Linked DNA regions of Mus musculus: region 2 is linked to region 1. A link is a loop called in an ENCODE intact Hi-C map of the cell type or tissue named here. Cell type or tissue: heart. All regions are shown on one strand. Links, peaks and the distances in the headings refer to the core of each region. The heading gives the core; the rest is flanking DNA. Region 1 holds the start of Trim21 (tripartite motif-containing 21). Region 2 holds the start of Trim68 (tripartite motif-containing 68).

Evidence for each region. A loop is a pair of places that touch in the nucleus more often than their neighbours do. Peaks named below come from ENCODE experiments on the same cell type or tissue, not always from the same donor. Only the 100,000 strongest peaks of a DNase experiment are listed, where the experiment ranks them.
Region 2: a loop joins it to region 1, with 2.9 times the contacts of the local background. A loop is called at or near these places in 2 of 42 quality-filtered maps.

What each region holds. Positions count from the first base shown.
Region 1 is chr7:102,559,930-102,570,428 of GRCm38, reverse strand. Trim21 (tripartite motif-containing 21) reads left to right here and starts at 4,947. Exons shown (of 8, transcript NM_009277.4): 1 at 4,947-5,040; 2 at 6,089-6,157; 3 at 6,304-6,735; 4 at 7,068-7,163; 5 at 8,411-8,641; 6 at 9,814-9,836; 7 at 10,361-10,461. The coding sequence starts at 6,340. It also overlaps the pseudogene Gm5339. In heart, for the core only: a CTCF peak has its summit at 4,008; a DNase peak (open chromatin) is centred at 4,898; H3K4me3 peaks cover 961 bases; H3K27ac peaks cover 669 bases.
Region 2 is chr7:102,681,983-102,692,481 of GRCm38, reverse strand. It overlaps Trim68 (tripartite motif-containing 68), which reads left to right and starts at 5,155. Exons shown (of 7, transcript NM_198012.4): 1 at 5,155-5,341; 2 at 7,971-8,434. The coding sequence starts at 8,009. In heart, for the core only: no CTCF peak of the experiment used is centred there; a DNase peak (open chromatin) is centred at 5,191; H3K4me3 peaks cover 1,191 bases; H3K27ac peaks cover 1,287 bases.

The sequences.
Region 1 (10,499 bases), core at 1,477-9,476:
TTTGTATTTTAGACTTTATCAAACTAATTCAAAAAAAGAGGTGCTTCACCAGCTCTCCAGGTCTACCTCAAGCCAGCCGGTTGACAACTGAAGATAATCTCAGACTCCTTGGACTCTTGCTTATGTCATTTTGATCCATTACGGAGTCTTGAGATTTGGCTGGTCCCTTGGTCCTATGGAGGCTTGATGACCTAGTGTAGGGAAATGCTACTGCGCTGAGGCAGGGGTGGGTGGGCAGGTGGGGGAGCCCCCTCATAGTGGCAGGGGGAGGGGATAAGGGGTTGTGGAGGGGAAACTGGAAAGGGGACAACATTTGAAATGTCAATAAATACAATAACCACTAAAAAATTTTTTAAATTGAAAAAAATATTTTTCAAAAAGGATTATGCCAATATTCCCTACCCTATATAAGCAATTAAATACTTCTTGGGGGTGGGGTCTCTTAAGCATTAGCTAAAGTCATTCTGCATGCTGATAGAAAAATAAAGACTTTCTCCTGAAAAAAAAAATGATTGGCAATGGTCTGCCCGCCCCCAAGTTGCGCACACTCCACCCCTCTCTGAGAGCTGTGCAGTGGCATCCTGGTACAGTCCTCAGTGCTGACACTGCAGAAAGATGGCTGAAGACGTGGTGGTGGTGGTGGTGGTGGTGGTGGTGGTGGTGGTGGTGGTGGTAGTGGTGGTGGTGGTGGCCAAATTTGATTATGTGGCACAGCAGGAACAAGAGCTGGATATCAAGAAGAATGAGAGATTATGGCTCCTGGGTGACTCTAAATCCTGGTGATGAGTTGGAAATTCCATGAATAAAACCGGTTTTGTCCCTTCTAACTATGTGGAAAGAGAAATTAGTGCTCAGAAAGCATCTATTGTTAAAAACCTGAAGGACACCTTAAGTCACAGGGATTGGGTGTGGGAAGTTTCAGTGTTACAGAACACACCAGGAAGCTCACAGAAAATGATCCCGGAGCTGTGTCAACAAACTTTGAAAAGAGAACACAGAATTTTTACTCAAAATGAATTGGTTAAATAACTTTAAAGATTTTTTTCAGCATTGGGGAAGTGAAAAGAAAACCCGGTGTTCTAGATACTGCATCTCCTGCTGATGATAGCTTTGTTGATCCAGGAGAATGTCTCTATGACCTTAACATGCCTGCTTTTGTGAAATTTAACTACATGGCTGAGAGAGAGGATGAATTGCATTGATAAAAGGGACCAAGGTGGTCGTAATGGTGAAATGCAGTGATGGATGATGGCATGGCAACTACAACAAACAAACTGGATGGTTTCCTTCAAACTATGTAACTGAAGAAGGTGACAGTCCTTTGGGTGATCATGTAGGTTCTCTTTCAGAGAAATTAGCAGCAGTTGTCAATAACCTAAATATGGGTCAAGTATTGAATGCTGTACAGGCTCTTTACCCATTTAGCTCATCCAATGATGAAGAACTCAGTTTTGAGAACGGCGATGTAATGGATGTTATTGAAAAGCCGGAAAATGACCCAGAGTGGTGGAAATGCAGGAAAATCAATGGCATGGTTGGCCTGATGCCAAAAAACTATGTTACCATTGTTCAGAATAATCCATTAACCTCAGGTTTGGAACCATCGCCTCCACAATGTGATGACATTAGGCCTTCACTCTCTTGGAAGTCTGCTGGCAATCCTTGGTATTATGGCAAAGTCACCAGGCATCAGGCAGAGATGGTATTAAATGAAAGAGGGCATGAAGGAGACATCCTCATTTGTGACAGTGAGTCTTCGCCAAATGATTTCTCAGGATCACTAAAAACACAAGGGGAAAACAAACATTTTAAAGTCCAGCTGAAAGAGACTGTTTACTGCATTGGGCAGCAGAAATTCAGCACCATGGAGGAACTTGTAGAACATTACAAACAGGCACCGATCTTTACAATGAACAAGGAGAAAAATTATATCTTGTCCAGCGTTTGTCTTGATAGTGCTCGTCAGCAGTGACTGCTACACAACTTTAACTCGTCATGTAACTGGAGACTGAGAAAGTGCTGGGCCAATTGCACTTGCTTGGAAAGTGCTGTTTCTAACTATATGAGAATTGACTATAATCCGTGAGTACTTTTGTGATAACTCAGACCATACGTATATACTACATATGCAGTGCATCTCTAGAGAAGAGTTCTTTATTCTTGGTCTTCTGTCTTACTGTTTTCTTTGCTGTTTTTCTCTTTCCTTCCGACAATGAAGGTTTTGTATTCTGAAATGAATAATTTGGTTTAAAATCTTTATATGGAAGAATTCTTTTATTGCTGTTTCTTTATTTCCTTGTAAAGATAGCCTGTTCTCTCATAGTTCCTCTTCACATAAAATTATACCTATATGGCATATGATAAAGGACATTTCTTGTAAAGTGTTCATCTTTTCTGTGACTAAATAGCAGTAATAAACATAAAATAAGAAATTTTTTAAAAAGATTTGAGTTTCCCTTCACTTCCTGTGGGAAGTGAAAGGAGGAAGTAGGTGGCTCCTGGAGGAAGTAGAAGTGCTGCCATAAATAACATATATAATAAATCATGTAATATGCTATATCATCATATATTATATTGCTTTTAGCCTGTTTTTTACTGTTTCTAAGAAAAATCTGAGCAGTTTTCTGGTGAATTTTTTACATTATTTACATTAAATATTATTTATGTTAAATAAATCAAATTTTTCTAACAAAATAAGTAATATTCCAGCATATCTGTTTTCTCTCCTACATTGTATCTACCAAGCATCACCATTTTTAACTTTGCTCCATTAAGCTCTTTCCAAAGCATTACCTGTAACCAGTAACTGTTTTATATATAATTCCTAGTAATGAGGTTATGGAAACCATCATCTTGAGTGTGCATCATCAGAACAGGTGGTCAGTAAAACTGGGCCATGACTTGTTGAGAGTGGAGGTGTGGCACCAAATTGAAAATCTCATCTATGTCTGTGTCTTAGTGAAATTAATAGATCGAGATAATGATGACGACGATGGTGATGATGATATGACAGTAACAAGAAGTGAAGCTATGGATTAGGATCCTTATTTTTAAAAAAGAAAGAAAGAAAAAGAAAGGATACAAAGAGAAGGCCTTGTCTTTGAGGAAAAGAGCAAGTCTGGAAAGACCAGTCTGCTGCTGCCTTACTTCCCATCCTCCACAACTATAAAAAAGAAAGGTATGTTTTTTTTAATGAATTACTCGATCTGTGATATTTTATTATAGGGATCAACAAAGGCTTTAACCATGAGAGTAAAGGGCTATAATTCTGATACATTGTTAAAACCAGCAAGTGGTCAGCCCTCCGTCATCCTTTTTGGTTTGGTTTGGTTTTTCTTGGTTTTTCGAGACAGGGTTTCTCTGTATAGCCCTGGCTGTCCTGGAACTCACTTTGTAGACCAGGCTAGCCTCGAACTCAGAAATCCGCCTGCCTCTGCCTCCGGAGTGCTGGGATTAAAGGCGTGCGCCACCACACCCGTCATCCTTTCTTGTCCCTCTCCCACACCCGTTGGTCCTTTCTTGTTTCCAACTGGTCCTCCTTCTGCTTCCATATTTTTGGGGGCTTCTTAAGTCACTAAATTAGAAATAAGTAGAAGAAGCTTTTCCTGTCCTGGACAAAATGTACTTGCATATCACCAGGGACAACTTGGGTTGCCAATACACACTCAAGTTAGTAGAGAATATGATTAAAACCCAAAGTATAAACATCTCACTTCACCAACACACTAATAATGTGCTAGACAATAATATCAATAGCATTAATTCTTCCCAAATAAAGACTTGGGTCATTTTGTCAGGGAGAGGGAAGTTTGAAATATCAAAGTACTATCTGTGAGTGAAGGGAGTTTGGGTCTTCAGTAGGTGGGGTCTTCAAACAATTACCAAGGTGGGAGCTGAGGCAGCTCTGAGTACAATATGTTAGTAGTCCTGTGTGCACATTATAGAGTATATATCAGCACACCCCTAGGGTGTGCATTAATCTCTCTATCCAGTGTGTAAACTGAAACAGAGCATCCTCTGGTGGTGAATAGCAAAATAGACATTGACTCTACCCTCTGCCTTATTTTGGGACCCAAGTTCTTTGCCTGCAGGAAATAGCAGCAGACCTTCCGTGGTAGAAGCAGAGTCGTTTTCTGATGTTTATAGATGTCTTCGTCCTTTCGGATGCTTGACTCTTTTTCATTCTGCTTTCTAGGACTGTTGTGCTCCAGGAACCAAGCCCCAGTACAACAGCACAATCTAGACAGTAGATGTTGCCTGGCGGCCTTTCACTAAGAGAGATCTCTTAAACAGGACTAGAAATTTCAAATCACAGAATGGTTTTGTTTCCTAAATATAATAAATAGCGAGGAAAATTCCACTGCTGTTTTTAGCGCAAGTTATAATACAATATCAATTGTCCATAAGTCTTAACTCCCTTCACTGGTACAACACATACCTTGACATCATAAAGAATAAATTTCTAGCCCCAAACTATTTGAAAAGAGCAAAATCACACAACAGAGTGGTGGGAAATGGGTATACTTCAAGTACTCTGTACAATTAATATATACTAATAAAAAACAGTGACGGTGGCGGGATCAGTCTTGGGGGAAGCTATCCATCCCTGTAGGAAACAGATGGTGACTCCTCCCTCTCCCATTCAGACCTCTTCTCTCAGAAGCTCCCAGGTAAGAAGAAAAGACCAGTGTCAAAGATCGATATCCTGTAGATTACATTCTGTTAAAGGGGACAAGGGGGCCTTAGAGAGACCCAGGAGGACAGGTACTGAGTTTTTTCCCTGCCTGTGGCCAGGAGTCAGTTTCTTGCACCTCTGACCTCTCTCCTCCCACTCTCTGCCCTGTCTCTGCCCAGTCTCCGCCCAGCCTCCGCCTTCTCTGCCTCTAACCTCCTCTTGCCACTCAACTCCTCACTCCTCCCCTTGCTCCTCCCTCTTCCTGCTAGACCTGCCTCTGAGAGGAAACTGAAAGTGAAATTTGGACTGCAGGCTTGCAAAAGCGAAGCTGGGAGCACATAACTAAAGCTGAGGACCCTGGTTAGGTGAGTGAGACTGGGACCCCTGGCCGGCCTAGGTGGGCTCTTTATCCCCACACCAGATTCAAGGAGCCTCTTCCCATCAGCACCCCACACTCGGGAATTTGCGAACCCACCTGCTGCTTCTTTTCATCAGAGTTGTCTTGTCCTAGCCCTGCAGAGCTGCCCATGCTGGCCTGTGGAAGCTGGGCTCTGAAAGTGACTTTCCTAGTGCCCTGGACTAGCTGAGACGACAGTCCTAGCAAGGGCAGGAGAAGCAGGGTGGTGACCTAGGCCAGAGGGGAGCTCAGGGAAACCCTTACCCCTTGAAGATCCCTGCTTGAGGAGAGTGCTATCCATGTAGAAATTTCTGTGGATTTAAGATACTCCACACCCTAAAGGAAGTTGAGACTAGGTTTGGAGCAGCTTAGAGAAGAGCCCAGGGAGTGCTCCCCAAAAATGTTCACCGGTGAGCACACCTGCATGTTATGTACATAGACATTTATAGAGGGGAACATATGGGCACGCCTACATTGATGCATTTGTGCACAAGTATAGTTTGCATATAAAAACATCAATATATGTGTACATACATATATAAAAACATGCATATACACACATGCAACTCTTATAACTGGGCCATATACTCTTAGACAATGTACTCCGGATAATGAATGACATCTTACATGAACCTGAGTGGGGTCGCTAATGACACACCTAGGCTGCATTGTGTTGCCTATTGCACAACCACCATATGTGCAGCCTGTCATATTTGACAAAATGTCTACTATGATGTATAGCTGCATAAACCTTGACTCCTAATGCCTGACCCCTGTGGTTTCTGCCAAGATTAATGAAGACTAGTATGAGCTAACTCTGGTTGGAATATGGAGGGTCTGTGGTGATATGGTAAATGGTCGTTACTGCCATGACTGACGTCTCTGGGCAGTAGAGGCATAAGATGACAGAAAGGAAATGGGAGACGCCTAGACAGTGAGGGTTAAGCAGGGATGGGTGTGGTGACGGTGGAGCTGTTAGCAGCGTTACCCCCACCAGTTTTCTCTGTCTCTTCTAGAAACTCGGTTTCCCCTTCTGCCTGGCTTGCTCAGTGGGTGAGGCCGGAGGAGAGGCTCCTGTCATTCAGGTTGGTGCTTTTGCCTTCTGCCTTTCCCTCCTGTGTCATCGCTTGTCCACCTTGGCATTATTTGGGGGAGTTTGGGGTTTGCCTTGCTTTTGCTTTTGTCCTACAAACTCTCATTTTTATCTCTTCGCCCCTCTGCATCTCTCAAGATTCCACGGCAGATATCACCCTCTACAACCTCAAAAATGTCTCTGGAAAAGATGTGGGAGGAGGTCACCTGTTCTATCTGCCTGGATCCCATGGTGGAGCCTATGAGTATCGAATGTGGCCATTGCTTTTGCAAGGAATGCATTTTTGAAGTTGGGAAGAATGGGGGCAGTTCATGTCCCGAGTGCCGGCAACAGTTTCTGCTCCGAAACCTCAGGCCCAATAGACATATAGCCAACATGGTGGAAAACCTTAAACAGATAGCCCAGAATACCAAGAAGAGTACCCAGGAAACGCACTGCATGAAGCATGGAGAGAAGCTTCACCTATTCTGTGAGGAAGATGGGCAGGCCCTTTGCTGGGTGTGTGCCCAGTCTGGGAAACACCGGGACCACACCAGGGTCCCTATTGAAGAGGCTGCTAAGGTATACCAGGTAAGGCCTTAGCACAGACTAAAGAACATAGCCACTTTGTCCCCCAGAATGGTGGCTGAGAAGTTGGGGGATGAAGGGATAATTTCTCCCTTCATTGAGAGGAGCTTGTGTATGGAATACAACTTTATTTCTCAGCAGCAGAGGCAAAGCCATGGGAAAGGAGTCATGCATCGTGCTTCCTCGTGGCTCCCGGGTACATTAGAAATGCAGTGGCCCAGATCCCGTTACCCATTGGTGTAACTCTGTTTTTGTTAAGACATACTAGATTTCTTCCATAGTCTTTCCATCTGCCTCCTCCAACCTGGGGACTAACCTGCCATCTTTTTCTACAGGAGAAGATCCACGTGGCTTTAGAAAAACTGAGAAAGGGGAAAGAGTTGGCCGAGAAGATGGAAATGGATCTCACGATGCAAAGAACAGACTGGAAGGCAAGAGCTGTAGGCTGGGCTGTGTCCCAGGTCTTGACCTCAAGCAAGCCTTAACCATGACTGTGCCTATCCAAGGGGCGGTAGAGTTATTATATAGGTCACTCTCCAAGACCCATCCACACACTGTGACTCCAGATAGAGAGGAATTGAAAGAAAGGAAGGAAGAGAGGAGAAGGAAAGAGAGAAGGAAAGGAAGGAGGGAGGGATAGAAGAGAGTCAGGGATGAAGGGAGGCAGAAGGGAGGGAGGGAAGAGGAAAGAAGGAAGCTTAAAATCAGATGGGATTTTCCCCAATCTGGCACAAATATCAAGAATTTCTGGAGAAAGTTTAAGGTTTCGTCATTCCTTCTGACCCTGTCTCAGGGAACAGCATAGTCAACATTAGTTTCTTGGGTCTGTGATAGGAAGTCCACCTGACCTGGTGGCTGCTTGATGGTGAGCAAGTTATTAGTCCAAAGCCTGCTAGGGACCTAAAGCCTGTCACAGTGAGAATTTGCTGGTAGAAAATGAAATGCATCTGAAACTGGGTAGGAATGAGAGGCTCACAGCCAATCACAGACCCCAAATGAGTAGCAAAAACTTGACCCTCCCAAGATGGCAAAGACTGTTTTCCTGGGACCACTGCTTTCCACCCAGGGTATCAATGGGTATGGGAACAGGTCTTATGCTCTACAACTTGCTGAGATAGTAAGACAGAGGAACTCACATGGGCGTTAGTAGCTTTTGGAAGAAAGGTTGAGAAAATATCTGGTGCCGGAAGCATGCGTAGGTGGGGGGGGGGGGGGTCTAGGGGACAGACACCACCCAAGCTTAGGAAATTTTTATGGGAAAACTCTTGATGGTCCCCAATGAAGGAGCTAGAGAAAGTACCCAAGGAGTTGAAGGGGTTTGCAGCCCCATAGGAAGAACAACAATATGAACAAACCAATACACCCAGAGCTCCCAGGGACTAAACCACCAACCAAAAAGTACCCATGGCTCCAGCAGCATATGTAGCAGAGGATGGCCTTGTTGGATATCAATGAGAGGAGAGGCCCTTGGTCCTGTGAAGGCACTATGCCCCGATCTAGGGGAATGACAGGGTCAGGAAGCAGGAGTGGGTGGGTTGGTGATCAGGGGGAGGGGGGATAGGATGAGGGGTTTTTGGAGGGGAAACCAGAAAGGGGGGATAACAATTGAAAAGTAAATTAAGAAAATATCTAATAAAAAGAAAAAAGAAAACCTCTTGTCTTCCCCTTGCCACCACAGAGGAACATTGACACCCAGAAGTCGAGGATTCACGCAGAGTTCGCACTTCAGAATAGCTTGCTGGCTCAGGAGGAGCAGAGGCAGCTGCAGAGGCTGGAGAAGGATCAAAGGGAGTACCTGAGACTCCTGGGGAAGAAGGAGGCTGAGCTGGCTGAGAAGAACCAGGCCCTGCAGGAGCTGATCTCAGAGCTGGAGAGGAGGATTCGTGGTTCAGAGCTGGAGCTACTGCAGGTGCGACCCCTGCGCAGGCACAAGGAGTACCTTGGGAAAAGCCTGCGCTATATGGAACGGCTCTTAAAAAATGTGCTTGTTGTGTTTCTGTAAACTACCTACATTATCTTTAATGTGCTCTCGTTCTGCAGGTAGTCTCACTCTTTTCCCAAAATAAACTTAAAATAATTTTTTTCCGAAGCATAGGAACTAAAATAATCATGTATTCGTACTACTATTCTTTTTTCTAATTTTTCCCATAATGATGATAGCTCAGGTTCCTAAAGGGCACACTAGTGGCCTGCCAGGCTCAGGTTAGTACCGCTGCAATCTCACTCCATGGAAGAGAAAATGTTAATGGAATTAGTGGGAGATTCCCGTTAACTTACATCAGTTTATCTAAGTAGTAAGAGGCAGAAATTAAGATGACAGATTGTGTTTTAGAGTCAGTTCATACTCTAAAGTTGCATCCATTGCATCCACCCTTGGTATATTAGCCTGGTGTTGGGACACTCTAGGTTTCTTTTCTCATACCTGTGTCACTGTCTCAGTCAGATGCATACAGACATTTCTTTCTGCTTTGTATAGAAAAACTGATTGTATTGGTTTGACTTGGCAGGCTTCCTCTTGCCTGTCACTGAACTGAGCTTCCTGGTGCCTTTTTAAGGAGCCTAGGAGGCTGCCAGTTCAAATGTTATGGCTGTCACTGCCTGAGAATGAATAGTCTCACTTGAACTCACTCTAAATAGTGAAGAGGATTAGCCACAGCACAGGACAAAGCTTTTAACCAACTAGCCATTCCTCCACAAACAGTTCAAGCCCAAAAATAGCAGGGAACCTCTCTGGACATCTACCTAAGCCATTCTCTGCCTGAAGCTACCTCCCGGCTTCAGTCGGGTTCTGTTGTTTATCTTCCTCTTCTACTGGCTCCATGGCCAGCCCCGCTCCTCCAAGAACCCAGCCCTTGTAAGTCTCTTTCTCTGTCAGTCTTTAAATCCCTGGTCATGGCTAAAGGCCATAACCACGTTGGCTTCCTAGATATTCTGTGAGCCATCACATGCCATTTCTGGTAACGGTTTGTCAGAGTTATCTTTGGGGCCTTACCCAAGGGCGATGTCACATGGCCCCAGGAATGGCATCTCAGTGGTCAGTCAGAAACTCCAGAGTTGACTGTCTGTCTCTTCTCTCCTCAGGAGGTGAGGATCATCCTGGAAAGGTAAGGAAAGGGACCAGGAAGCATGTGTGCATAGAAACCTGGTCCACTCTAAGACGTTCTCTGCTTTCAAATGGCTAATGAACATATCAAATGATGAATTGCCCGATGAATATCAATCATCTTTGTACATTAAAAGTCTCCCACCAGAAAGTGGTAATCTGAGTCTGCTAGAACTCTCCTACGGAAAGACATTCATAAGTAATGAGTAAAACCGACAGCATGGCCAAGAGTCCTCCAAGTTCTTCACAGAAGTCATTCCACCTGTTAGATGGTTTGCTGTAAAATTAAATAAAATCCACAAGGCCATGACTTTGGGCTCTGGAAAGAGATGGAGATTTATTTGAGATTCCTAGAACTTGGAACTCCTAGATAGGAACTTTTTTTTCCTTTCCTGTGGACATTGAATGCATGTGTATTTGTATATTGGTATTGAGTTTAATTATTGAGCCGTCCATGAAGGAGAGCACTGGGGCCTAAGGTAGAAGATAGGAGCAGGAAGTAAGATTCTCAAACTCTTTCCCTAGGAGTGGATCCTGGAACCTGGACACGTTAGATATTGACGCCCCAGACCTAACAAGCACATGCCCTGTGCCAGGGCGGAAGAAGATGCTGAGGACATGTTGGGGTAAGGCGACATCTAGGAATTGTGGGCTAGACAGAAAG
Region 2 (10,499 bases), core at 1,007-9,006, 120 kb before region 1:
AAGCCTTCCTTATCTTTTTTGATGACTTTTGGTTGAAAGTAGATTTTATCCGACATTAGAATGGCTACCCCTGCTTGTTTCTTGGGATCATTTGCTTGGAAATTTGTTTTCTAGCCCTTTACTCTGAGGTAGTGTTTGTCTTTGACACTGAGGTGGATTTCCTGTATGCAGCAAAATACTGGGTCCTGTTTGTATATCCAATCTGTTAGTCTATGTCTTTTTATTTGGTAATTGATGTCCATTGATGTTAAGCGATATTAAGGAGTAGTGATTGTTTCTCCCTGTTATTATTGATGATATTTTTTATGATTGTGTGGTTATCTTCTTTTCGGTTTCTTGAAAGATGATTACTTTCATGCTTTTTCAAGTAGTTTTCCTCCTTGAGATGGCGTTTTCCATCTATTATCCTTTGTAGGGCTAAATTTGTGGAAAGATATTGTGTAAATTTGGTTTTGTCATGAAATATCTTGGTTTCTCCATCTATAGTAATTGAGAGTTTGGCTGGGTATAATAGTCTGGGTTGGCATTTGTGTTCTCTTATGGTCTGTATGAGATCTGTCCAGGATCTTCTGGCTTTTATAGTCTCTGGTGAGAAATCTGGTGTAATTCTAATAGGCCTGCCTTTATATGTTACTTAACCTTTTTCCCTTAGTGCTTTTAATATTCTTTCTTTGTTTAGTGAGTTTGGTATTTTGAGTATTATGTGACAAGAGGAATTTCTTTTCTGGACCAATCTATTTGGAGTTCTGTAGGCTTCTTGTATGTTCATGGACATCTCTTTCTTTAGGTTAAGGAAGTTTTCTTCTATAATTTTGTTGAAGATACTTACTGCCCCTTTAAGTTGGGAATCTTCACTCTCTTCTCTACCTATTATCGTTAGGTTTGATTTTCTCATTGTGTCCTTGATTTCCTGGATGTTTTGGGTTAGGAGTTTTTTCCATTTTGCATTTTTTTTACTATTGTGTCAATGTTTTCTATGGTATCTTCTGCACCTGAGATTCTCTCTTCTATCTCTTGTATTCTGTTGGTGATGCTCACATCTATGACTCCTAGTCTCTTTCCTAGGTTTTCTATCTCCAATGTTGTCTCCCTTTGTGATTTCTTTATTATTTCTATTTCCATTTTTAGATCCTGGATAGTTTTGCTTAGTTCCTTCACCTGTTTGGTTGTGTTTTCCTGTAATTCTTTAAGGGATTTTTGTGCTTCCTCTTTAAGATCTTCTATCTGTTTACCTGTGGTCTCTTGTATTTCTTTAAGGGAGTTATTTATGTCCTTCTTAAATTCCTCTATCATCACCATGTAATGTGACTTTAAATCTGGTCTTGCTTTTCTGGTGTGTTGGGGTAACCAGGGTTTACTGTGGTGGCAGAACTGGGTTCTGATGATGCCAAATAATCTTGGTTTCTGTTGCTTATGTTCTTGAATTTGTCTTTTGCCATCTGGTTATCTCTGGTGTTTGCTGGTCTTGCTGTCTCTGATTTTGGCTTGTCCCTCCTGCAAGCCTGTGTGTCAGTACTCCTGGAAGACCAGTTCTCTCCAGGAGGAATTTGGGTATGGAGAGCTATGGTACAGGGTCAGCTCTGGTATGCAAATAGAGACCAGAAGGATCCTGTCCCCAGCTGATTTTTGTTTCCTATGTCCTGATGGCTCTGTGAGGGTCCCTCTTGGACCAGGAATGTGAAAAGAAGTGGTGATCTTACCTGTGCTTGCAGGTGTGTAGGCACTCCTGGGAGACCAGCTTAATCCTGGCAGTATTTGTGTATGCAGCTCTGTGGCACAGCATCAGCTCTGGGCACAGACAGAGACTGGAAGGCTCCTGTCCCAGGCAACCCCTTGGTTCCTGTGTCGTGAGGGCTCTGGGCTGGTTCCTCTGAGCAGCAGTGGTGGTCCTACCTGTACTCATAGGTCTATCCACACTCCTGCGAGGCTCACTCCCTCTCTGTGCTATTTGGGTGTGAAGCCCTGTGGCAAAGGATCTCAAATGTTTTCCTTCCTCTCCTTCTATTATATAATACAGCACTAAGTTGATATCAGTAGTTAAGTTTTTAATCTATATTAGTATATTTAAATTGTAAATATTCCAAAAGGGACTTTACTATTTTGTCTTGGAGAATAATTAGTGTTTTGGGTGTGGTGTGGGGATAGTTATATCATGTTAGGTAAAACTATGACACCATTGTCTTTTGTTTGTTTTAAGACGGGTTCTCATAGATACCTAGTTTGTTTCATTTAAGACAGGATCGGGCCAGGCTTGGTGGCACAAGCCTTTAATCCCAACACTCAGGAGGCAGAGGCAGGTGGATTTCTGAGGCTAGCCTGGTCTACAAAGTGAGTTCCAGGGCTATACAGAGAAACCGTGTCTCAAAAAAATAAAATAAAATTTTAAAAAGACAGGATCGGTAGCTCTGTAGCTCAGGATAAACTTGAACTTCTGATCTGCTTACTGAACATCCCAACTTTAAGGATTATATCTGTGTACCACCATGACCAACTTATGTGGGACTGGGATTCAAACCCAGGCCTTCATACATGTTGGGCAAGCACCCTATCAATTATGCCTCATTACAACCATTGTTATTGTCTTTATTTGGAAATTAAGTGTAACATAAGAAGTGGTGGGGTGTCAAAGGAGAAACATGTGATGGTTGTTCTTGATTATAAATTTAATGGGATCTAGAATGACCTGAAAAATACTCTTCTGATTGTATTTGTGAGAATGACTCCAGAGATTAGCTGAACATCCATTCTCAGATTGGGTGGCACCTTCTAACAGGCAGCCCTATGTAGAGAGGGTTAAGGAAAATCCAGTGTGTGCCTGCCCACCTTCACTTCTTCCTGAGTGCATCTGTCATTACTTTTGCCATGCTCCACTGATATTATACTCAAGGTTCTTCAGCCTTCCAACATGGTCTCAATATAAAAGATCAGAGACTCTTTTGGGAATGGGAAAGTGAGGAAAGGAGGGAGGGAGGAAGAGAGGGAAGGAGGGAGGGAGGCGAGTCCTGTGTCCTGTGTCTTCAATGCTGAGACACCAACTCTGTGGACAGAGTAGCCACTGAATTCTTTGGCTCCAAAGCAGTGATTGTCAACCTTCCTAATGCTGAAACCCTTTAAGACAGTTAGTTCCTTGTGCTGTAGTGACCCCAAACATAAAATTATTTTCACTCTTACTTCATAACTCTAATTTTGCTACTGTTGTGAGTCATAATGTAAATAATTTTGGAAATAGAGGTTTGTTGAAGGGATTATAGCCCACAGGTTGAGAACCATTGCTATAAAAGATATTAATGGTTGTTTTTTTAATACCCAGAACCTATCATACAAATCATCTAAATCAATCTCTCTGTCTCTCTGTCTCTGTCTCTGTCTCTGTCTCTCTCTCTCTCTCTCTCTCTCTCTCTCTCTGTGTGTGTGTGTGTGTGTGTGTGTGTGTGTGTGTGTGTGTGTGTGTTGGTTTGAATATGCTTGGCCCAGGGAGTGGCACTAATAGTGTGAGACCCCGACTTAAAGCGTCTCCCCCAAGCTTGTTTTCCCTGATTTCTAAAAATACAGCCAGAAAGAAGCTCTTTGTTCTCTATAGCCAGCAAAAAAGCCTTTTTGTTTCTATACCTTACAACCAGAGTTGTGATAATTGTAAAAAGACCTAGCCAGGTACTTGCCTGGCTCCCTGTGCCAAGGACACGGAGATAGACTCCACAAAGAAGAGCTACAACTCACTCCCCACTCCTCATGCCTTGTAATTTTACCAAGGACACCCGCCAGAGATGAGCTGTAGCCAACTCATCCTCCCAACTCCTCCCAATTCCTCACGTTTTTCCTCTAAAAGCCCCCTACTGTTACCGATAGGGAGCTCATCCTCAGCTGACAATAAAGCCTCTTGCAGTTTTGCATCAGGTGTGGTTTTCTCTCGAGTTATTGGAGTGCTGGCCAGCTCATCCCGGGACTTGAGCGGAAGTCTCCCCAGTTTCGGGGTCTAACAATAGTAGGTGTGGCCTTGTTGGAAGAAGTGTGTCACTGTAGGGATGGGCTTAGAGACCCTTCTCCTAGCTTCCTGGAAGCCAGTCTTCTCCTGTTCTTATTTTTATTCTGTATAAGTTCATCAGCCAATGAGGTTACTTGATCGTGTCTTCAAAACTTTTAAGTCCAAAGTGCTCCTCATAAGCAAGAGCCTCTTCCCCCAGTCACTCTATGGTGTCCTATTCTCAGGGCCTTTGAGAGTCAGTCATAGTTACAAACACATTCAATTACAAATGAAAAAGATGTCCCCTTTTGATTTCAATTCCCTTGAACTTGGTTGACTTTAAGGCAGAGAATGTATGACCCAGTCTTGCAATCCAGGTCTCTTTGTATGCATGCTCAATTAGTATTTTTTAAATGTCTTCTTTGAATCCATCTGTTCACTGTGACATAAGGTCAGTCATTTGTCTCTACCAAGAAGCAGAGGCTCAGTTCAAATCTCAGTTCCTCCCTCTCCCCCTACAGTGCTGGTCCTGTCTATTTTCAATAATTTTCTGGGTGTCACCCTGAAGAATGTCAACCATGTCCTCAGCTCTGACATTGTCATGGAATTCAAAGAGCATGGGTCCCAACGATAAACATATCACTGGAAGCTGGATTCATCTGGAATTTTTTTCGTTACTTCCCATATGTCACTGAGTGTCTTCTCTTGCTTACTCAGTAAAAGTCCCAGTATCCGAAAAAGAACCAAAGAACTACAAAGAAAAATCCAGGTCTATGATTTAACACGCTTGGTCTTGTGTGTCTCTGCGGTTGGACGAGAGGAAAGCTTACACACTGCTTTAAAAAGATTTTTTTACTGGCAGCTTATGATCAGGACTTCGTAATTTAATATGTTTTCTAACTCTGAAACTAGTTTGTTGCAATGAGGAGCTACCAAAAGTATGTAAGTGTCAAGAGTTAGCCAGGAAAAACAGAAGCATTTATTAAAACTTTTGCTTAATTGTCTGAAACCTGGAGCAGCCACTTGCAGCTCGTGTTCCAGGGAACTGCGGATTCCAATGCGTAAAGGTGCCACTTAAGGAAGCCCGGCTGCGCACCCACGCTAGGTAGCTGAATTCAACCAGGAAACGTGGCAAGCGAACAGCCAATCAGGCCACTCTGAGTGCAGAAGTGATTCGTCGGTTCCGGCGCAGTGGGTGGGTCCTGCAGCTCCGGGCGCGGCTCTTGCCTTGGGTCCCTCGCCCCCGCTGCTATCGCGGCTTCCGGCGGCGGGCGAGCGCCCCGCTGCTTCCTACGCTGCGGATTGGACCGCTGGAGCCCCGCGCCTCCACAGCTGCTTAGAGAAGGAGGCGACAGCAGACCTCTTTGGAGGACAACACAGGTCCTGCCCTCTTTACCCTCCCCTGTTCCCAATCCCACCGCCCTGGGGAACTGCCTAGTGCCCGAAGGTCAGGAAGGCACGGACCGCCACTGCTTCCAGACCCGAGGCTGGTTTCTGCCGCTTCCAGGCTCTTCCCCCTCCCTTCGCGGCCCTGAGGACCGTGGAGGCACTGGTTGCTAGGTGCAACCTTTTGATATTGTAGTCTACAAAGTTCACTCTGGAGAACAAAATCGCATAAAGAAACTTAACATTTTACAGTTTTGTGTTTGGCCTGTATTCACAGCTGCCCTCAGCTACAGGTTGGACAGGTCTGAGCAGTTAATGAGTCAAACTTTTGACCAAGTATTTATGTTTGATAAAAGATCTCTATTGGAGATCCTCTATTGGAAAACTGTATTTATCTCCAGATCTTTGACATCTTTCCCATGTTTACATTTTTTGAGGCAATGTATAGAACTAACATGCTTCCACTACATTTTTGTGATTTATCTTGATTTATCATTTCTATCTTTCTTTGCCTCGCTTTCCTACTGCCAGTGTCTTCCAAATTTTCATCTGCTGTTTTGTCTGGTTGTTGTTGTTGTTGTTGTTGTTGTTGTTGTTGTTGTTGTTGTTGTTGTTTGGGGGTTTTTTTGGTTTTCTGTAGCTTTAAGTAGTGCTTTTGACACCAAAGCATGAACAGGTGGACACATGCACACTGCCTTAGATGAAGATATTAACACCTCTACTATCAGCTATGCCTAAACATTTACATTGAATTCTCATGCATTTAACAAGTATTGAGACACTGTTGTTGGCATCAAGAATACACTGAGCAAAACTGAAGATAACTCTGTATTAAACGTACCACGACATTAGGATATTGTAAGAAAAACAGAAAATATGAATAGTAAATTTCTAGTGTGTGAATTAAGAAACCCACAGACTCTGGTAAATGATATCAACAGTGAGATCGTGGAAACAGTCTCAGTTGGAAGAGTGTGATTCCAAATAGGGTAAAATGAACAGACCCCGGGTCCAAGCACTGCACATAGCACTGAGGAGAATATGGCTGCCACGGGTGCAGTTGGGAGAGTAAGAAGACTTAGGCATCTGCCTAGCATGCTTGAGATTCTTGTTAAATCCCCAGCATTTCAGAACAGTCGAGGGGGTGAGGGGGTGAAAGGAGGATGCTTACTCCATGATCCCTCCGCTGGAGCGTACATGGGCCTTTGAGTTCAGTATTCGTTAGTGCACAACTGGATCTTAGGATTCTGGATCTCATGGCTGGGTGGAGACGGTGGAAGCAGAGAGACAGAAAGCAGGGGAAACAGCAAGAAGGAGTAACAACCTGAGGACGACCTGATCTCAGTCCTACAGGCTTCTGCTCTCGTTCCTACAAAACGCCCTTCTGCCAGACTCAACACAGTGGTTTCTTCCTCTCTGCTTTTGAATTTGTCCTCTACCCTGAAGCTGGGGAAGATGGGTGATTTTCCCGAAGTAGAATATTGGAAACCTGGGCCAATCAATCACCTATAAAATGAGATCAGTAACAGTTTCTGTCCCAGGTTATGGAATACCAATTATCCATGTAAAGTGCACAAAGCCATGTCTGGTACTCAGCCTGATACTCAAGAGTGTTTTCTGTTATTTTGCCTTATATTTTAAATATATCACTATATATTTGTTACTGTAAAAGCATTTGGGATATAGAAACTATTCCCTAACCCTGATGTATTTGCCAGACACATGTTCAGCATTTAGTTGCCTGGTAAGCACTATTTAGATCCTAAAGATACAGTAGTATTTAAAGCCAGTGTAAATCACCCCTTTACACAGTCTATCTAGGTTACTAAATATATACAGGATGAATTAATAAATATTGCCAAGTATACCAACAACCCTAAGCCACTCATTATTCAAACTCCATACCCACACGTGGCCTGGACAGAAGTCATCAGTATACATCAGTCTATCATTAAGTGATCCTGGTTTTATCCTTTCAAGGGTGGTGATTTCCCCTCTTGCTTCTAACATGCATCTGTGCACCGTCAGGAGCACATCTTGGTATGTGGTGAATGGTGGCAGCTTGACGCAGGAGAGGCAGATAGTGATTTTTCAGGACACAGTGAAGAACAGCTGTTGCACTTCTGTTTTACACTTCAGTGTGCAACATAAGAAACACTGCACAGGTAGGCAGGGAGCTGCCGGCATTTGTGGTTTGCACCTTGACAGATTTAAGTGTGCACAAAAGGTATCAGAGGAAGGCTAACACTATTTTGTGGAGGTTTTTTTTTTTCCTGAATGTTGGAATATCACATTTTATAATAAGTTGTCCTCTCCCAGGGAGATTATGTTCATTTCTGCAGCATGATTAGAGGGTGAATGATAGGGTCAGACAAACCAAGAGGAGAACTGAGCAAATAAATTAAAAAATCCTCTAACCCCACTTTCTTAACCATCTCTAGTTGTTCCTTCTATGGCTGTGGTGTGCACAATGTTGCCCAGTAATAGCTTTAGTTGAGGCCAGTGCTTATTATATACAATGGAGAAAGGTTCTAAAGTGTATTTTTTTAATTACTAATTACAGTTTTGGGGGAGAACTTACAGTCATTGCCTTCTTCTCTTGTTTTTTTTCTCTTCTTTGCAGCCTTCATTCATGTTCTGAGACGACTGTCACTTGCAACCATGGATCCTGCAGTGTTAATGGAAGCCATTGTGGAAGAAGTGAACTGTCCTATCTGTATGACCTTCCTCAGGGAACCTGTGAGCATCAGCTGTGGCCACACTTTCTGCCACAGCTGCCTCTCTGGACTCTGGAAGCTCCCAGGAGAGTCCCAGAACTTGAGCTACACCTGTCCCCTTTGTCGAGCTCCCGTGAAGCCAAGGAAACTCCGTCCCAATTGGCAGCTGGCCAGTGTTGTAGACAAGGTCCGTCTGCTAGGCTTCTGTATGGAAATGGGACTAAAGACCGATGTGTGTGATCTCCACAAGGAACAGCTAACCATGTTCTGCAAGGAGGATGATATGGTAACCTGCGAGGCCTGTAAGCAGTCCCCAGAGCATGAAGCCCACAGTGTTGTACCCATAAAGGATGTTGCCTGGGAATATAAGGTAAATAGTAGAACCAGGCCAGCCTGTCCTCTGCCTCTCATCTGTCCCTCTCTATATTAGATGCCTGTCTTTAAAAGCTGATCCCTGGCCCCTGGTAGCTACAGATCCTTACATCTAATGTTCTGAGCCATATCTTTTCCTTCACTCATGACTCTCTTTGGTTTTCTTCTCTCCCATTTCCTCTGTGTCCCATCTTGAGTCTTAACATGGAAATACCTAACCAGAGGATGTGTTTGGTGTTGAGATATTGAAGTAAACTCTTGGTTTCAGATGGAGTTGTAGGTGACTTAAATGAGTTTACATGTGATGACTATTATTTATTATTATTTATTAGTGAAGAACCTGCAAGCTTGCTTTACCAGGACCATGCATGTCTAGTTACTTGGCATTAGCTGATTCATTTTAACCTTCTATTTCATAAACACAACTCAGGCCTAGTAATTTTGGATCGTGATAACATTATTTTGGAGCAAGAAGGGATCACAGATGAGTCACTTCAGATTGGTTGGCCAATTGCCAGGCATGCTTATGTATACTAAGCATATGTTAATTCTCACAGTATCCATATTATCAGGTCTTTTCTGACTTTCAGTTACGTTAGTTGAAGAGAGATGTCTTAGTTAGGGTTTCTGTTGCTGTGAAGAGACACCATGGCCATGATGACAGCAAGTCTTATAAAAGAAAACATTTAATTAGGGCTGGCTTACAGTTCAGAGGTTTAGTCCATTGTCATGGCAGGAAGCCTGGCAGCATATAGGCAGATCCGGTTCTGAAAAAGGAAACGAGAGTTATACATCTGCGTTGGAGGGCAACAGGAAGAGAGGGTGACACTGGGCCTGGCTTGAGCTTCTAAAGCCTCAGAGTTTGCCCCCAGTAAGACACTTCCTCCAACAAGGCCACTCCTACTCCAAAGCACACCTCCTAATAATGCTACTCCCTATGGGCCTATTGAGACATTTTCATTCAAACCACCACAAGAGAAAAAAAGATGGAATAGGGAGCTTATTCTTTGTCTCTTTCCCACACTTTGGGATAAGTCATCTCCATCGCGTGCACTGTTTATTTGTCTTAACCACTGTGATCAGCTGCCAGCTGCCACCTTGCTCTTTTCCCAGATTAAAATGTAAGAATATATAGCGACTTCTCAGAATCAGCATTCTTCTCTACAGGACAGATATCTAACAGTAAAAGTATGTATACTTTGCTTTGTTTTAAGAGTTTAGAACAAGGGGATAACTTAGCATTTTGACATACAGGCTAAGAGCTTGGTTAATTTTCAGCCCTGTCATTTACTAGCTGGGTGGCTGTGGATAGGTCACTTCCTGGGCCTCAGTTTTCTTGTCTATAAAATGGTAATGACACCAACATCCAGGGACTGTATTTATATCAGTTATTATTCTTGTTGCTGTCATCAAGTCCCTGATTAGAACCCACATAAGGGAGGAGAGGTTTATTCAAAAGAATACAGGTTATTGTGTTGGGGAAGTCGCAGTGACAGGAGCAGTAGCAACTGTTCGTGTGATATATGTAGCTGGGAAGCATGAAGAGGAATGAAGACCAGGCCATAAAACCTCTAGGTCTGCCACACAGTGATCCACTTTCTCCATCTGAGCTCCACCTCCTAAAGTTCACTCCAACCTTCCCAAAGACCATCACCAGCTGAGGATCAGGTCCAGGTCTTCAAACGCATGAACCTGTGGAAGACTGTTCCCTTTCAAACCCCAGCAGTGTTAGTGTATATGTAATACTTGAGCCATATCTGATGCTTTATAATTCTTTAACAAACCAAGTGACTGTTATCAGAATGAAAGGTAATAACTGAGTACTTTTGTCTTTCTGGTAAGAATATTTTACATGATCCTAGGAAAGCCTTTATTGTGTATCTGAATCACCCAGGGAGCTTGCCAAATTCCAGTTCTCAGTTGATATGTGTTGGGTAAGACTCAAGCTTCTGCCATGCTGATATTCCTGGCTTTGGACCACACTTTCAACAGCAAGTTCTGGGAAATAATAGAGAACAGGACTAATGAGAGGAGAAATAGTCCTGGCTAGGAAAGTCAGGTTA